Regions from separate parts of the Mus musculus genome. Here region 2 is linked to region 1. A link is a loop called in an ENCODE intact Hi-C map of the cell type or tissue named here. Cell type or tissue: left cerebral cortex. All regions are shown on one strand.

The links. Hi-C counts contacts between places; a loop is a spot of excess contacts. Peaks named below come from ENCODE experiments on the same cell type or tissue, not always from the same donor. Only the 100,000 strongest peaks of a DNase experiment are listed, where the experiment ranks them.
Region 2: it touches region 1 in a loop (4-fold over the local background); 3 of 42 quality-filtered maps call a loop at or near these places.

What each region holds. Positions count from the first base shown.
Region 1 is chr19:53,606,022-53,614,021 of GRCm38, reverse strand. It overlaps Smc3 (structural maintenance of chromosomes 3), which reads right to left. Exons shown (of 29, transcript NM_007790.3): 3 at 169-207. Among named protein-coding and RNA genes, the nearest start is that of Smc3, 9.6 kb to the right of the region's middle. In left cerebral cortex, no CTCF peak of the experiment used is centred here; a DNase peak (open chromatin) is centred at 4,781.
Region 2 is chr19:55,080,713-55,088,712 of GRCm38, reverse strand. It overlaps Gpam (glycerol-3-phosphate acyltransferase, mitochondrial), which reads left to right. Exons shown (of 21, transcript NM_008149.4): 7 at 506-602; 8 at 1,192-1,328; 9 at 4,916-5,015; 10 at 5,300-5,512; 11 at 6,998-7,111; 12 at 7,236-7,321. Among named protein-coding and RNA genes, the nearest start is that of Gpam, 15 kb to the left of the region's middle. In left cerebral cortex, no CTCF peak of the experiment used is centred here; no DNase peak of the experiment used is centred here.

The sequences.
Region 1 (8,000 bases):
AAAGACAGACTGAACACACACAATTCAGATCTAACCTGCTACACTAAACAACAACCATGTATGACTTCTTAGGTTTCATACAAACATCATTTCAGAAATCAATTATTTAATAAACCATCTTAAAGACACTTGAATTCATAGTTAAAAAATCCAGAAATCTATACTTACCATAAAAGAAGTTGCTTTTTCCAGAGCCATTTCTGCCCACTATAAAATTTCAAAAACTACAGATTAGTTCATATAAAAACCAGACAATTCAAACGTATTAAACTGACTTTAAAATTTTAAATGCAATTTTCTAACATACTACCTTAATATTCAAATAAAAAGTAGTGAGCAGAAGAAACCAACAGAGCTGTAATCACCTACTGAGTTTAATCTTTATATAGACTTTATATGATAGTCTTTCTTTCTTCTATTTTGAAACCAAATCTTTGTACATACCCTGGTTAGTCTCATATTATGCAGTCCAGGCTAGCTGCTAACTTATAATCCTGCTGCCTCAGCTACCCAAGTGCTTGCCTTCAGACAGATTTTCTTTTCTTTCATTGTCTGTGTCTGTTGTATTTGCGTACACCTATGCATGCCTGTGAAGGGCAAAAGTCAACATGGGTGTCTTCCTCTCTTGCTCACCTTAGTTTTGAAGACAATCTCTCACTGAACCTACAGTTCACTGTTTTAGCTACACTGACTGGCCAGTAACCTGGTACAATCTATTCCAGGCTCAGTGCTAAGGCTACAGGCATGCCCCACTTCGACAAGGATGCTGATCAAGCCCCATGCCTGCAGAGCAAGCACCGTACCCACTGAGGCACCCCATTCCCTTGATTCTTTTGCTCTTTTCTAATATTTTAAGTAGAAGTAACTGCTACCTGACATTGGTAACTCATTAAAATGCATGAAAAATTACACCTAAATTATACATGCTACTTTAGCAATTAGATTCACATACTGTTACCTTTCTAAAATGCTTAAGCATTTACGCTCCCATGCATTCTCATGCTAAATTACTTATGATCAGCCTTATACACTGATGCAGCCTAGTGGAACTACAAAAGTAGAGACAATTATAAGGCACTTCTTTGATTTTGTGTGGTTTTTTGTTTTTGGAGACAGGGTCTCACACTATGTAACCTGGAACTAGCTATATAGACTAGGCTGGCTTCAAACTAACAAGAGATCTTCCTACCTCTGCCCCCTAGTTCTGGGAATAAAGGTGTACACCACCATCCCCAGCTACAAGGCATGTTTTAAAGACGTTTAGCTTTATTTTTAAGGTGTTTGGTGGTTTGGTTTTGGAGACAGGATCTCTCCATTTTATAGCCCTGGCTGGCCTGGGCCCTTGCTCTATAGACCAGAGAGACCATGAGCTCACAGAGATCAACCTGCCTCTGCTTCCTAAGTGCTAGGAGTGTGTGTGTGTGTGTGTGTGTGTGTGTGTGTGTGTGTGTGTGTGCATTCACACAGAAGTGTTGAGTGAAGGGTGCTAGGAACTGAACCCTGACCCTACACTAAAGCACTATGTGCTCATAACTCCAGTCATCTCTCCAGTTCCGAGAGGCACTTGAATTTGAATATTAACAAATCTACATAGTTGGCTTTCACCAGCCAAATCCTGGGTAATTTGAGAACCAAAATTGCTACCCTGATTAGTAGAAGAAACAATTCATTAGTTTTACAATAATAGTAAGATAAATAAACATGGAGAGCTCTTGTTTAAAAGGGGATACCCATTGTCAAGTGATAAAAAGCAAAGAATGCTACAAATAGAAAAATCATTATTTTGGAACTATCAAACTAAGGGCAAAACTCATCAATAATTGTTAAGTATAAAGGCAATTTAAAAAATATACAGTTGCATGGGGCTAGAGAGATGGCTCAGTGTTAAAAGCACTGGCTCCTCTTTCAGAGGTCCTGAATTCAGTTCTCAGTTTGCAACTCCAGTTCCAGGAAATCTAATGTCCTCTTCTGTTCCAATCACTAGTTATGCACATGGTACAGACATAAATACAGGCAAAATACCCAAATGCAGAGAGTAGAATAAAAGGGAATAGAATAGTTGCATGGTCCAAAAGCATTTCCCTGTATTAATTATTTACAAGGGGAAAAAAACAGTACATATAACACTAGCCGTGCCCCCAACCAGTTAACAGTAATTAACAGCACCAATAAGGTGAATGGACCTGTCTCCAAAACTGCTGTGAAAACACAGGACACTGTAGCACTTCTCAGAAATACCAATGCAATAAAAGACAAAAATTTACCAAGCTGATTGGTACAGACCTGTAATCTAAACACTCTAAAGGCTAAAGGCTAGGGACTTCTAATTAACAGCCTGTGACAGACACAGCAAGGCCTATTGTAAAACTAAATAAATATTAAGTAAATAAGCTAAATAAAAATACTGTCCATAGAAGAATAAACCTCCTAGTAGTGAAATGCTATAAAATAAAACCCCTAGTACCACACACAAGCTGTTGATCAGGGAGTCTCCAAGCACCCACAAACATTATAGATTATTGCCAGTGTACTTGGCTGACTACATAGAACTATATTGAGAGATCCTATTGCTGAAGACACCACAGACTTTGGTTGCAAGACACTGAGATATCAAGTTCTATCTGAGCTGCAAGTTTCCTGCCAGCTTTCATAGGACTGGAAAGTACTACAGCAGCTGCTGGGGGAGAAAAGTTATCAATAGTCCCAACCCGGCTGCGGACCCCATAAACTGCAACAATGACCTGCCTGGTAAGATCTGCCCAGTGGTGCAATTGTGGCATGACTACTGTGGGGGTAACCTAGGCTTTCTGGTTAGATGTGAGGCTCCCTCCACAGGTGGATACTATAAGCCTATACAAATCTCAGGGTTAGGATCATCAGAGCCCCAGGGAAGAACTTTCTACAGTTTTGTTAAATGGACATGACAGTTTTTTAGTTTTTCGAGACAGGGTTTCTCTGTATAGCCCTGGCTGTCCTTGAACTCACTTTGTAGACCAGGCTGGCCTCGAACTCAGAAATCCACCTGCCTCTGCCTCCCGAGTGCTGGGATTAAAGGCGTGAGCCACCACGCCCGGCCGACAATTTTTAAGATTTTGTTTTTATGTGTATGGGTGTTTTGATTACAAGTATATCTGGTCACCACATGCATGCCTGGTGTCTACAGGGTCCGGAAAAGAGCATCAAATCCCCTAGAACTGGAGTTCAGACAATGGTTTAACTGCCATGTGGGTATTAAGAATCCAACAGTCATCTGAAAGAGCACCCAGATGCTCTTAATTCCTGAGCCATTTCTGTAGACCCTACATGGACATGGTATAAGGCTGCTTCTAAACATGTTTATGCCCTTTGATGAGTGAGCCAGGGCAGTGCTAGAGAGCTTGTCCCAGGTATGCTAACAGGGGAGTTAGCCGGCTCAAATAACTCTCAGGCCCAGATCCATGGCTGAGTTGGTCCACCCCAGTATCTACCCTCATCAATGACTTGTGGAACTATTGAATTGAAGAAGACAGTCCTACAGATCCCAAACATCAGGATCTCCGTGACTTAGGTCAACAACAGGGTATCAGAGGAGTCCCAGTGAGATTCCAGTATTGATTGACTGTGTGTAGCACAAGCCGGAGGCCTCAAACCAGACCAATGGCTCATTGCAATAAACATGCAAGCAAAGAAGCGTGGACAAAGAGCATACTGTGGGACATACTGTATCTCTCACAATGAGGGTTTTTGGAGGCCAGGGAGTGCTGCAAAGGTAGATAGCGGGTACAAGGGGCCAGTGAGAGATGAGGGAGATTAGGATGCATGATGTGAAATTCACAAAGAACCAATACAAGGTATTTTAGAAAATTGTAAACAGGGGGCTGGAGAGATGGCTCAGAGGTTAAAAGCACTCACTGGCTGCTCTTCCAGAGGACCTGAGTTCAATTCCCAGCAACCACACGGTGGCTCATAATCATCTATAATGAAATCTGGTGCCCTCTTCCAGCCTGAAGGTATAGATGCAGGTAAAACACTATATACATAACTTTTTTTAAAAAGAAAATTGTAAATATACATATGGCTGGTTAAATTTCAGTTTCAGACAGTGAATAATATTTTAGTGTGTGTACATCTTATCCAGTATTTCCTGTCTTACAATTTCTAGTGATTAAACGATCATCACGTCAAACAAGGGGAAATGCTAAACCTACTGTTGTGTAGAAATGTGCACAAATTCCAAATAGCTACAGGAGTCACATGCACTCTCCTTTCTAGTGCTCAGTAGTTTAATTAAAGATGCTTGTGAGGGGGCTGGTGAGATGGCTCAGTGGATAAGAGCACCCGACTGCTCTTCCGAAGGTCCAGAGTTCAAATCCCAGCAACCACATGGTGGCTCACAACCATCTGTAACGAGATCTGACGCCCTCTTCTGGTGTGTCTGAAGACAGCTACACTGTACTTACATGTAATAAATAAATAAATCTTTAAAGAAAAAAAAGATGCTTGTGAAGTTTAAATTAAAAAGTTATTTGTGTCCATAGATTAGTGCTGCTCTCAGACTTCATCAGAGCAGCATCTCTTTTACAGATTTGCAGTGGTTAATGCAATGACCTAGAACTGCCAAACTGCAGAGACTATGAAGTGCTTGTCCCTAAATGAAAGTCGTCGTCGTCCTTTAAAAAAAAAAAAAAAAAAGACAGGGTTTCTCTGTGGTTCTGCCTGTCCTGGAACTCACTCCAAACTAAGCTGGTCTGGAACTCCAGCTGCCTCTGCCTCCTGAATGCTGGGATTAAAGGCGTGTGCCAGCACCACCCACCGAGACTGTCTGGTAGACATGGATGGCAGTATAGCCGTCAACTCACTGCAGCTATGATCACTTGCACAAGACTGGACCATTTCATCACTGAGGGCTGTGGGCTACATGAGGCCCCACCACGCACTGAGGGTAACTAATGTGTGCTGAGGAAAGAGCATCAGTGTCTGCAACAGTGCAGCGCTGACAGGCTCCAACAGCTAAGCAGCCCCAGACTCACATTCCTGCAAGCAACAATAATGAAACTCAGTGGAGCAGAGGAGAGAAGTTAAGTGGGCGGGGCTTCAGTGTGTGGTGGGAGAGTGAGGTTAATGGAGTCCTTTTGTGAAGACTTATAAGTATATACATTATCAAATACATTTTTAAAAGGGAAAAAATGAATGTTGTTGAATGTTCCGGATTAAGGGAGTTTAAAGAAATATGGCAATTACATCTAATAGTTAATAATAAACTGGATCTTTTATAGGGGAATTCTGTAAAGAATACATCTGGGCCAATCAAAAATAACTAAAAACTGGAGAGAAATTAATGTTAACTTTATTTAAACTATACAATGACTACAAAAATATCCCTGTCATTACATATTCAAGTCAGAGGCAAAAGATGCACATATCTTACTGGGTGTCTTAGTCAGGGTTTCTATTCCTGCACAAATATCATGACTTAAGAAGCAAGTTGGGAAGGAAAGGGTTTATTCAGCTTACACTTCCACACTGCTGTTTATCACCAAGGAAGTCAGGACTGGAACTCAAGCAGGTCAGGAAGCAGGAGCTGATGCAGAGGCCATGGAGAGATGTTCCTTACCGGATTGCTTCCTCTGGCTTGCTCAGCCTGCTCACTTATAGAACCCAGGACTACCAGCCCTGAGATGCGCCACCCACAAGGGGACCTCCGCCCTTGATCACTAATTGAGAAAATGCCCAGGAGGCATTTCCTCAACTGAAGCTCCTTTCTCTGTGATAACTCCAGCCTGTGTCAAGCTGACACAAAATTAACCATAACGCTTGGGCAGGGTGGGGAGTAAAAAGTATAATAAAAAATTATGATGACTAAAAATAAATGGTGACGCATGCCTTTTATCTTAGCACTTGGGAGGCAGAGGCAGGCGGATTTCTGAGTTCGAGGCCAGCCTGGTCTACAGAGTGAGTTCTAGGACAGCCAGGGCTATACAGAGAAACCCTGCCTAGAAAAAAAACAAAAAACAATGAAACAAACAAAAAAAAGCACTTGTTCTCATTGGGAAAAACTCCCATAAAGTCAAAATTAATTCTAAATAAAAGCTGAAAAGATAAAGTGAGTTTACGTACTTTAAATGACAACTGGAGCTAGAGAAGAGCATAGCCCTCTTTAGGACCCAGGCTTGGTTCCTAGCACCCACCTGAGCTCATAACCACCTCTAACTCCAGCTCCAAAGAAATCCAATGGCTCTGCCTCCACTGCTACCTGTGCCTGCTCACATCTTAAAAATAAGTCACAAGCATCTCTATAAAAATTACTCCTATCCATAGAGTAAAAACACTAAAAATCTAAAAGGATGGGTAGATATTTAATAAAAGTAGACATTCAAGACCTATTTTGAGCTGGGCATAGTGGCACATGCCCGTAACTCAGAAGGCAGAGAAAGGACTCCAGCAAGCTTCAGATCAGCCAAGATTGCTCTGAGGTAGCAATCTTAAGTTTGATGCCAGACTGGGCTACCCAAGACTATATGGAAAATAAAATTATTCTAGCCTCAATGTAACAAAAACAAGCATTTATTCTAGGGGTAGAAAATGGATTTACCAACATTTAAGGTGAACCCATTTTTATTTAATAAAGCTTAAATAAGTCTAAACTCTTAATGGAATCCTGAGGTAGTCAAGGTTTCTACAGGACAGTATCTTTGGTTGTTTCAGCCTATTCTGAGATACATTCAAGAGAGGCCTGTGAATATATAAGGGAAACTGTAACACCACAAGTACTTCAGAGTTCGTATCCAGAGCAAAACATTCCAAAAGCACCAGGGAATAATTATGTCTTATGCAGTAAACTATGACCAATTGGATGGCAGGCACCAGTGGACAAATCGTTCTCCAGACTTCTCTCATTTGATCTTTCAAGGCATGGTGGATCCAGAAAGCTGTTTGGAAGTTATCAAACACGACAACAAAGCAAATGTGTCTTCTTTAAAAATCTGAGATGGTGGCTGGAGAGATCACTGGGTGGTTAAGAGCATGTATTACTGCAGAGGATCTGGGTTCCCTTCTTAGCAGTCACATGGTTCACAGCCATGACTTAACTCCAGTTCCAGAGGATTTATGATTTTTGTAGGCATAAAGCATGAACATAGTAGACTCACACATGCAAACAAAACAACCATACACAATGTAGTGGCTTGAACAAGAATAGTCCCCAGGTAGTGAAACAGTTTGGCAAGGATTGGGAGGTATGGCCTTGTTGGAAGGTGTGTCATTGGGAGTGACTTTGAGGTTTCAAAAGTCCATGCCATTCCCAGTTAGCTCTGCCTCATGCTTGTGGATAAAGGTGAGTACTTAACTACTATTACTGCACCACGCCTGCAGCCATGTTTCTGACCATGATGGTCATGTACTCAAACCCTCTGAAATTGTACATCCCAAATAAACTCTTCCTGCTATGAGTAGCCTTGGTCACAGTGTTATTACAGCAACAGAAAAAGTAACTAAAACATAAATAAGGAAAAAAGGTTCATATCAGTTTCCCCCCTCACTCTTACCCTTAAGACTAACTTTCACTAAATCTTTTAGCAGGTATGCCTGCTTATTCTGTCTTCCACAAAACCAAGGTTAACACAGCTATCTTTTAAAAAAACATTTGTGTGTGTCTGTGTACAAGGAAGCCAAGAGTACACTGGATCCCCTGAAGCTGGATCCTAAGTGGCTGTTAGCCTCCTGATGTGTGTGTAGTAGAAACCCAATTCAGCAAATGCTCTTTATTACTGAGCCACCACTCAGCCCGGGGTTTCCTTATTAATGATTTTGGAGCTGAACATGGTATATTCCTGTAATCCTAGCACACAGGGGGCTGAGGCAGGAGGATCAAGAATTTAAGGCCCAGCTTGCACTATATAGTGAAGCTTTGCCTCAAAATGAATGAATGAATGAATGAGTGAATGAAATTTTAAGAGAGAGAGACAGTGGAAGAACAATCATTTCTAGATGGAATTACAATTTAATTTCTTTTAGTTTTCATG
Region 2 (8,000 bases), 1.5 Mb before region 1:
CAAGGAAGACTTGTGAACAGGGTACTCATGTGTTCCATTGGTAAATCTATATGCGCCCTTGTGAACGGGCACACAGAGGCTTCGGGCTGCTTTTACCCATGCCCATGGGTGGCGGCAGCTCTGTTATGGGTGTCCCCTGTTCTCTTCAGATGGCCGAGTCAAGCCTTACATGTCCATGTCTGACACGGAGGGGCTGAGTGTTAGAAGGATTCTTTTGGTCACTAAGTTAGCCTGGCTACTCGCCTTTGAAGTGCTTAAGTGCTGCTAGAGAAAAATGTGTTCATAGTTGAGAGCCAGCAGAGACTTCTGTGAGTGGTGTCTGCTTTAAGTCCATATGCCCAGTTTTCAGTTCAGATAACCAGGTGCACACACACATATGTATTTTTAAATTTGCAATACTTTTTACAAGTACTTTTACAGATTTCAATTTAAAATTAAATTTACAAGTACTTCTGGGTGGTAGCGTCTATATACATACAGATTCAAATGTGTTTATTCCTGTCAGGCTGACTGGCTGGGTGTTACTAAAGCTCTTCAACAGCTTCTTCTGGAACATTCAGATTCACAAGGGTCAACTCGAGATGGTCAAGGCTGCAACTGAGGTAGGATTTCTGTTCCCTGTCACTCCATTTCCCCGGGTGTGGGTCCTGTGTCCCATCGTGCTGTGTCTCCCGTGTGTGGCGGGCACTGCTGGAGCTTGTTCAGAGTCTCGCCTCTGTGCTGTTTGCCCTTTGAACCCATTAGGAAACACCCCACCCCCAGACACCCTTTGTGGAAACCAGCAGGGCCTATCAAAGATGTGTAGTACTTCTTTTGTAATTTACCTTGCAACAACTCTGAACACCAAGTCTCACCATCTTGTTTTATACATGGTGACTTAAAGGCACAGGCGGAAGAGGGGAAGATCAGCCCGCCTGGCTGTAGAACCCTGTGCTCATTTCCATGATGGTTTCTATGACGATTTCTTCCTCAGCAGAGGTGTGGGTCAACTTGAACTGTTGCGTGTTCTCCCCCACGGTCTCTTTGTTGTAGTAATGGAGCTTATGTGTACTGTGTAGGCACTGAGGAATTACTGGAGCCTGTTGGGAGAGAGCGAGTCAGTGATTGGCCAGTGAAGGATGACAGTAACCAAACAAAGTAGGACTGCACCTTAACTCCTGAGCCTTAACACTGCCACTTCCTTCTCCCTAGACGAACCTGCCGCTCTTGTTTCTGCCGGTGCACAGATCCCACATTGACTACCTGTTGCTCACCTTCATCCTCTTTTGCCACAACATCAAGGCGCCGTACATCGCCTCGGGCAATAATCTCAACATCCCCGTCTTCAGGTGAGCTAAGCCTCGCTGAGGTGAATGTGGTAAACAGCTAGTTCAGTCAGATATGTTGGACACACCTTTAATCTCAGTGTTTGGGCGGCTGAGGCAGCTGGGTCTATGTGAATCCTAGGCCATCTTGCTTCAGACTGCAAGTTTCCAGCCTGCCAGGGGTAGATAATGCGTCTCCGTCTCAAAAATCAAAACCAGAAACAAAAAACCCCAACCCAAACCATAACAAAACTAATTGTTTTGAACATGGGATTTGTTGTTATATTTTGATACTTGTTATAAAAATGACACTAGCCTTTTTATTGTAGAAGTAACATTTCATTGTGTAACATTTGCATAGCACACAACGCAAGCCTTGCCCATCTCGCTGTCTCTGTATTTGATATGGGCTACTTTCTGGAGTGTGTTGTAGGTCAACCTGAAGGACAGTGTCAGGCAGCAAAGGGCCATTAAAGGGCAATGGGCCAGGCCTGTCCAAGGAAGCTGGGGGGTGGCATGGCACCATGGTATCTAACGTCAGCAAGGGTGACCCTGCTGCCACTTTGACCTCACGACGCAGAGAACCCAGCCCAACACTTTGACAGGGCATTTCCCGAGGCTGCTGTGGTTTACACTCAAGGGGAACGGTGTAGAGCCTCAAGGCAGAGGCTCAGGGCATGGTTGTAGGACAGTGAAGGCAGGTAGGTGCGCTGGAGCGAGTCCTGGGAAGCCCACGGAAAGGCCAGACGCAGGGGGGCAGCCGCACAGCTAGGGCTGGATCCAGAGCCGTTCTCGCTCAGGATGGGAAGCTCCTGACTGAACGCATGCGCAGACCCGTGTGTCGACTGCTCATTCTGGACTTGGAGAAATTAATTCTGATCTGTGGTGAGAGTTCAGGCGAATGATGAGGGCTTATGTCAGTATAGCCGTGTTCTTGGAGAGGAGAGCAGAGACAAACTGAGAAGGAATTAGTAACCTGAGTTCCTAAGAGTCAGTGCTTGCCCCCATTTGGGGTTCAGCAGAGGGTATAGGGAGACCAGATCTGCCACCTCTAGTCACTGAGGAGAAGCTCAGCAGTGAGGACTGGGCTGAGCTTGTGTGAGAAACTGAACTCTTAACTTCCAAGCAGCACACAGCACTGAGGTCAGCTCGACCTGCCAGGAGTTCTAATGCAGTGAATGTAGAGAGAAACTGCAGGGAGGGGCCGGTCGCTGGACAAGCAGGGCCTCCCACAGTGGCATTCAGTCTAGGCCCCAGCCTCACCATGCGGGACGCTCTTCCTGGTCCGCTCTGAGTTCTCTAGATCCCAAGTCTGCAGCCAGCCTATGTGATCCTCCAGCAGAAGAGAAGCCACCGTTGTGGTCAGTGGTCCTTATCTACTCTTAGCCCTGACTGTCAAATGGCTTATCGTGTAATGGGGACCATAGACAGTCAGCATAGTGACACTGACAGGAACCTACGGGACTGATGTGTCTTCACAGGGGCTAGATACCCTCGTCATACCCCACAGCATTTTTTTCCCAGCACCAGGGAACCAAGAAACTAGATTAGAAATTCACCAGACAGGTTGGCTGGGGAGATGGTACAGTGGTAATCTGCTTGTGAGGCCCTTAGGCCTCTCCCTAGAGTTGTGCAGGAAAAGTCTGGGTGTTGTGGTGTCTGCTTGTGGTCCCCATGCTGGGGAGGCAGAGGCGGGTGGGTGGCACCATGGACTCTCTGGAAGCCAGCCTAGCCTGTTTGTCAAGCTCCAGGCCTGTTGTATGTAGATAGATCTTGGTTAATGGCACTAAGGTGACTTGCCTGCTGGGGCTCTCCTGTGGTCAGAGTTGCTCACAGACTCACTCTCTCCAGATCTGGTTTTGAGTGAAGCCTTTTGTAAGTGCCAGTCATTTCTCACTTCTCACAATTCTGTGTTTCTCCTCAGGAGCTCAAGCCATTGCTTATCTTTCCGACAGAGCAGACACTGGCGTTTTCTTTTATCTCATTTAAGTCTCCACAGTGACAAACACACCTCAGGTTGCATTGCTCACTCACTGAATTTATTCTGAAGAATTTCAGAATGATTCTATAGTTCACCAACATCTTACCTTGGTTTCCATAAACAGACTCAAAGGAGACCAGAATGTTAACATTTAATATAGTATTGTTACTTACACCAATGCAAATACTAGTATTTGAAAACAACTTCTCTTTTTGAAAAGACTAGGAAGAGGTTGTAAATTTAGGACAGCTGACAGCAGACTTTCAGCTTCCTGTCTAAGCTTATCAGCGCTGCAGAGAGGGACCTGGAGCTGGGAGCAGAGCTGTTTTATTCCTGTATGGACAAGTGATAAATACTGAGGCCAGAAAAGGAGGTCTGATCCCCTGGGACTAGCATTACAGAGGCTTCTGAGCTGCCATGTAGGTGCTGGGAGTTGAACTCAGGTCCTTTGGAAGAGTAGCCAATCATCGTGGTCACTGCTGAGCTGTCTCTCCAGCTCCCGCTCCTGTCTGTAAAGATGGTGATACTTGATTCCAGCTTGGTAAAATTATCCCTGCCCCATAGGGACCCTCTTTTAAGCATCAGTTACTTGAGAATATTTTCCCAGGAAATATTTGTTCATTTTACAAATTTGCCATGGGATAATTTTTGTGTGCCTCAAACTCTGACTGGGAATCATGGGTGGGGTTTTGTTTTTAAAAATACCCTTTTCTTTTTTTCATTTTTGAGACCAGGTTTTACTCTGGCTCTGGCTGTCCTGGAACCAGCAATGTAGACCAGTTTGAACTTGGAAATCCTACTGTCTCTGCCTCTTGAGTGCTGAGATTAGAGGCATGCACCACCATGCTCAGCCACTGGTTACCTTTGCTTTTTGACAATTTTGTATATGTATTTAGTGTATTCTGATATTCTCCTCCTCATACTCTCTTATCTTCCTCTCATCTCTGTTAACCCCCACTCCATCCCTACCAGTCAGTCCCGTTCTTAGGTTCTGACATTTAATTTTGTTTTGTGACTCATTTATCTATCTTTTTTTAAAAAAAATCAAGGACTTCTTTGTTTCATGTGCATGAATGTTTTGCCTGCATATATGTTTATGTACCGCTTGTGTACCCAGTGCCCAAGTAGTTCAGAAGGTGGTGTCAATCCCTTGGTACTGGAGTTGCAGATGGTTGTGAACCACCATGTGGGTACTGGGAATCGATCCAGGGTCCTCAGCCGAGCGGCTAGTTTTCTAACTCCTGCCCAGCCTGTGACCCATTTGGTTTAGCCAGGGCCATGCATCTGTGTGATGGGATGGACCTGCCCCTTAGAGCCTAGAGAACTCCCCAGTGGACACTCAGAGAAGGCAATAACTCCGTCTCCTTCAAATCCCTATCCTTATCTCTGTGGATCACGTTGTCAGGTTCCTTTTTGGCTCAGAAGTTACGATGCAGTGTTGCTCGCAGGCTGAGGAGCGAGTGAAACACGTCAGCAACACGGAAAAGGAACCCCTGTGTTCCCATTGTCAACATTCAAATGACACTGTGTGTGCTTCTGTCCGGATGGCAATGCTTCGGACTATCTTGACATTTGAGTCCTCTTTTTATATTTTTCCTTACAAATAATTTGTGCATTCTTGAATTTGCAGTACCTTGATTCACAAGCTTGGGGGCTTTTTCATAAGACGGAGGCTCGATGAAACCCCAGATGGACGCAAAGACATTCTGTACAGAGCGTTGCTCCATGGGGTGCGTATGGCCTTTAATTGTCCTCAACCCCACAGCATTAGCTGTCATTGGAGAGTGACGGAGACATGATGGGTTTGGGAGATTACTGCGTGGCTGCGGGTGATTGTGTGTGTGATCACCCAAGCACAGCCGTGCTGGGATCCTTGGCTGTAATGGATGTGGGGAAGTGTTAGGTCAGTGGTGAAGTTACAGTGTTTTTCTGTTCTTTGTCTTAGGATTTACCTGTCCTGCACTCACCTGAGTTGCTCAGTCTTATGTTCATGTCTGATTTTCTTGTATCTCAGCATGTAGTTGAACTCCTCCGACAGCAGCAGTTCCTGGAGATCTTCCTGGAAGGCACCCGCTCCCGCAGTGGCAAGACCTCCTGTGCCCGGGCAGGGCTCCTCTCAGTGGTAGTGGATACTCTGTCGTCCAACACCATCCCCGACATCCTCGTCATACCCGTGGGCATCTCGTATGATCGCATAATCGAAGGTCACTACAATGGCGAACAGTTGGTAAGGAGGTGGCCTGCATCAGGCCGTCTGGGCCTCTCCAGCTTTTATGTGTTTAATGACACCGTTGTGCTAATCATCTGAAACCTGCCTGGGTGGGCATGCTGAGTTGCCTTCATCTCGTCTGTCAGCTGTGAGAGTCTCACGAGGTGGTCTCCTTGCGGTCTCAGGGTTGATTACCTGTGAATTTTAGGGAAGCCTGAAGACTGGCAATGGCAAACCAATCCGAGAACTGGGAGGAATTTTTTTCAGTCAATTTTTAGCAAAGGATGCACTAGTTATAAGCACTTAGATGAGGTCCAAATGGGTTCATCATGTGACTGACTAGCACCCAGATTAAGGATTGATATCATCAGGACCCAGAAATCTTACTGGCTCCCCTCCTGTTAGCCCCCTTTGGGACAGTCACCTGTCTGACCTCTTATAAGAAGGTTGAACTTTATAGAGTAATGACCTGTGCAGTTCTTTGGAATCTGAATGCCTGTGAGCACAGCATTTGCGAGGGTTGGCCGTGTTGCTGCATGCAGTTGAGACTTCACAGTGGGGAGATGTTCCGCTGTGTGAGGAAATCACACACACAGCTTGGAGCTTATCTTTTGCTACTTTGTGGGTTCTTTCTCCCACTTTTTCCCACCCTTCCCCTTTCATCCTTTCATTCCCTCACTTGATAGGAGAGAAAAAAGGGTAGAAAGGAAAGGAGCGGGGTATTATCCTTCACCTACTTCCTGCTGATTAGGAATGTCGAGTTCCTTGGGGCAAATTTGATCTTTGATGTCAGGATATCTTCTTCTTTGTGCATGACTATTGAACAACCAGGACCAGCAGCAACCAGCCAACAACCAGCCAACAACCCCCAATGCCTCTTGGAGCCCTAGCATTTATATACTCTCTAAGAAAGTCCCCAGCATCCCAAACGTCACGCAGTCACACAAATTACCTGTGGCTGGTGAAACCGTGTCCCAGCTAAAGCACGAGGCAAATCATAGTCAGCTGCTGCGTGCGGGTAGTGTGAAGCAGCGCCATAGCCACACCTGGGATTAAAATGAAAACGTAATCTTACAGTACTTCTGTGTTCTTTTAAAGAAGCCAAATTTTAAAATTATCTTTAGAACAGCTCTTTGAAAGAAGTCTCAGCACACTTCGCTTAGAGCCTTTTGGGTTTATTTACGCGTGTGCATACTAAGGGAGGGTGGCCAATAGTTTAAGCCAGAGTGTACTCAGTTGATAAGCACTGCCCACTTATGAGTCCACGTGTGAGGCACATCACCAAATGGCCTCGCCAGCAGTGTGCAAGTGCAGGGGAGCTCCGCTTTGCTTCCGTAGAGTGGAACTATTGGGCAAGGGATGTGCTTGGCAACCTGAGGCTTTAAAAAGTAGGAGGTACTCCTGGGATTTCGGCTTCTGTGACTTTCAACAGTTCGTGCACTTGAGGGATGCATGGCAGCTGCAGCAGCAGCAAGCAGGACACCCTCCCTCTTCCCTGTTTAGGGAAAGCCCAAGAAGAACGAGAGCCTCTGGAGTGTGGCGAGAGGCGTTATCAGAATGCTGCGGAAAAACTACGGCTACGTCCGAGTGGATTTTGCACAGCCATTTTCCTTGAAGGTGAGGGTGTGCCAAGGTACAGGCCCAAAGCTTGCTTTTTAAACAGTTCCTTTTAACTTTTGAAGATCAAATATAGTTTATATGTTGCTATGAAGGATTTTTTTCCTTTCTTTTAAATTTCCAGGAATATTTAGAAGGCCAGAGTCAGAAACCTGTATCTGCCCCCCTTTCTCTGGAGCAAGCACTGTTACCAGCGATCCTTCCTTCAAGGTAGGCTGTGGGTCCCTGTGGGACTCAGCTATCCCATAACTTTCCCTGATTGTGTAGGACAGCAGGTCAGCCTTAGGAAGAGATCTTTCTCATACCTCATTGCAGTAATATTCTTCTTGATTTGATGAAAGATTTGAAGATGTGTGTTCTCTCGCACTGTCTCTGCTTTTCTCTGTCTCTCTCTGTCATGTGTGCGTGCGTGTGTGTGTGTGTGTGTGTGTGTGTGTGTAGGCTTTGTTTTTAATTATGCATAAAACCTTTGTGAGTTTGTGAATCTTGTTGGATCATTTGATTGATGCTTTTGAATATGTGAACTGGGTTTTTATTTTATTATTTTATTTTTTGGTGATTGCTTGGGTTATACATATTGTAAGTCAGATGCATAGAAAATGTTTGGTAGTAATTGAATTTTCCAGAACTGAAAATGCTTTGTAATTTAGAGTCCTAAAATTAGAGTTTTCAGCTGTTTTAAAATATCTCTTGCTTTCTGCATTCATTCTGCCAGTGAGTTTGGAAGTGATATATTAATAGACTATTCAGTGATTGATAAATGAATTATTCTGTCTGAAAAAATATATTAGGCTCTACATTGCAGAGGAAAATAATCCAGAGAAATGATCTATTTATCATTTAAACTTAAAATGTGTGGTGATCGGAGCTACTCATAATTTAGAAATTA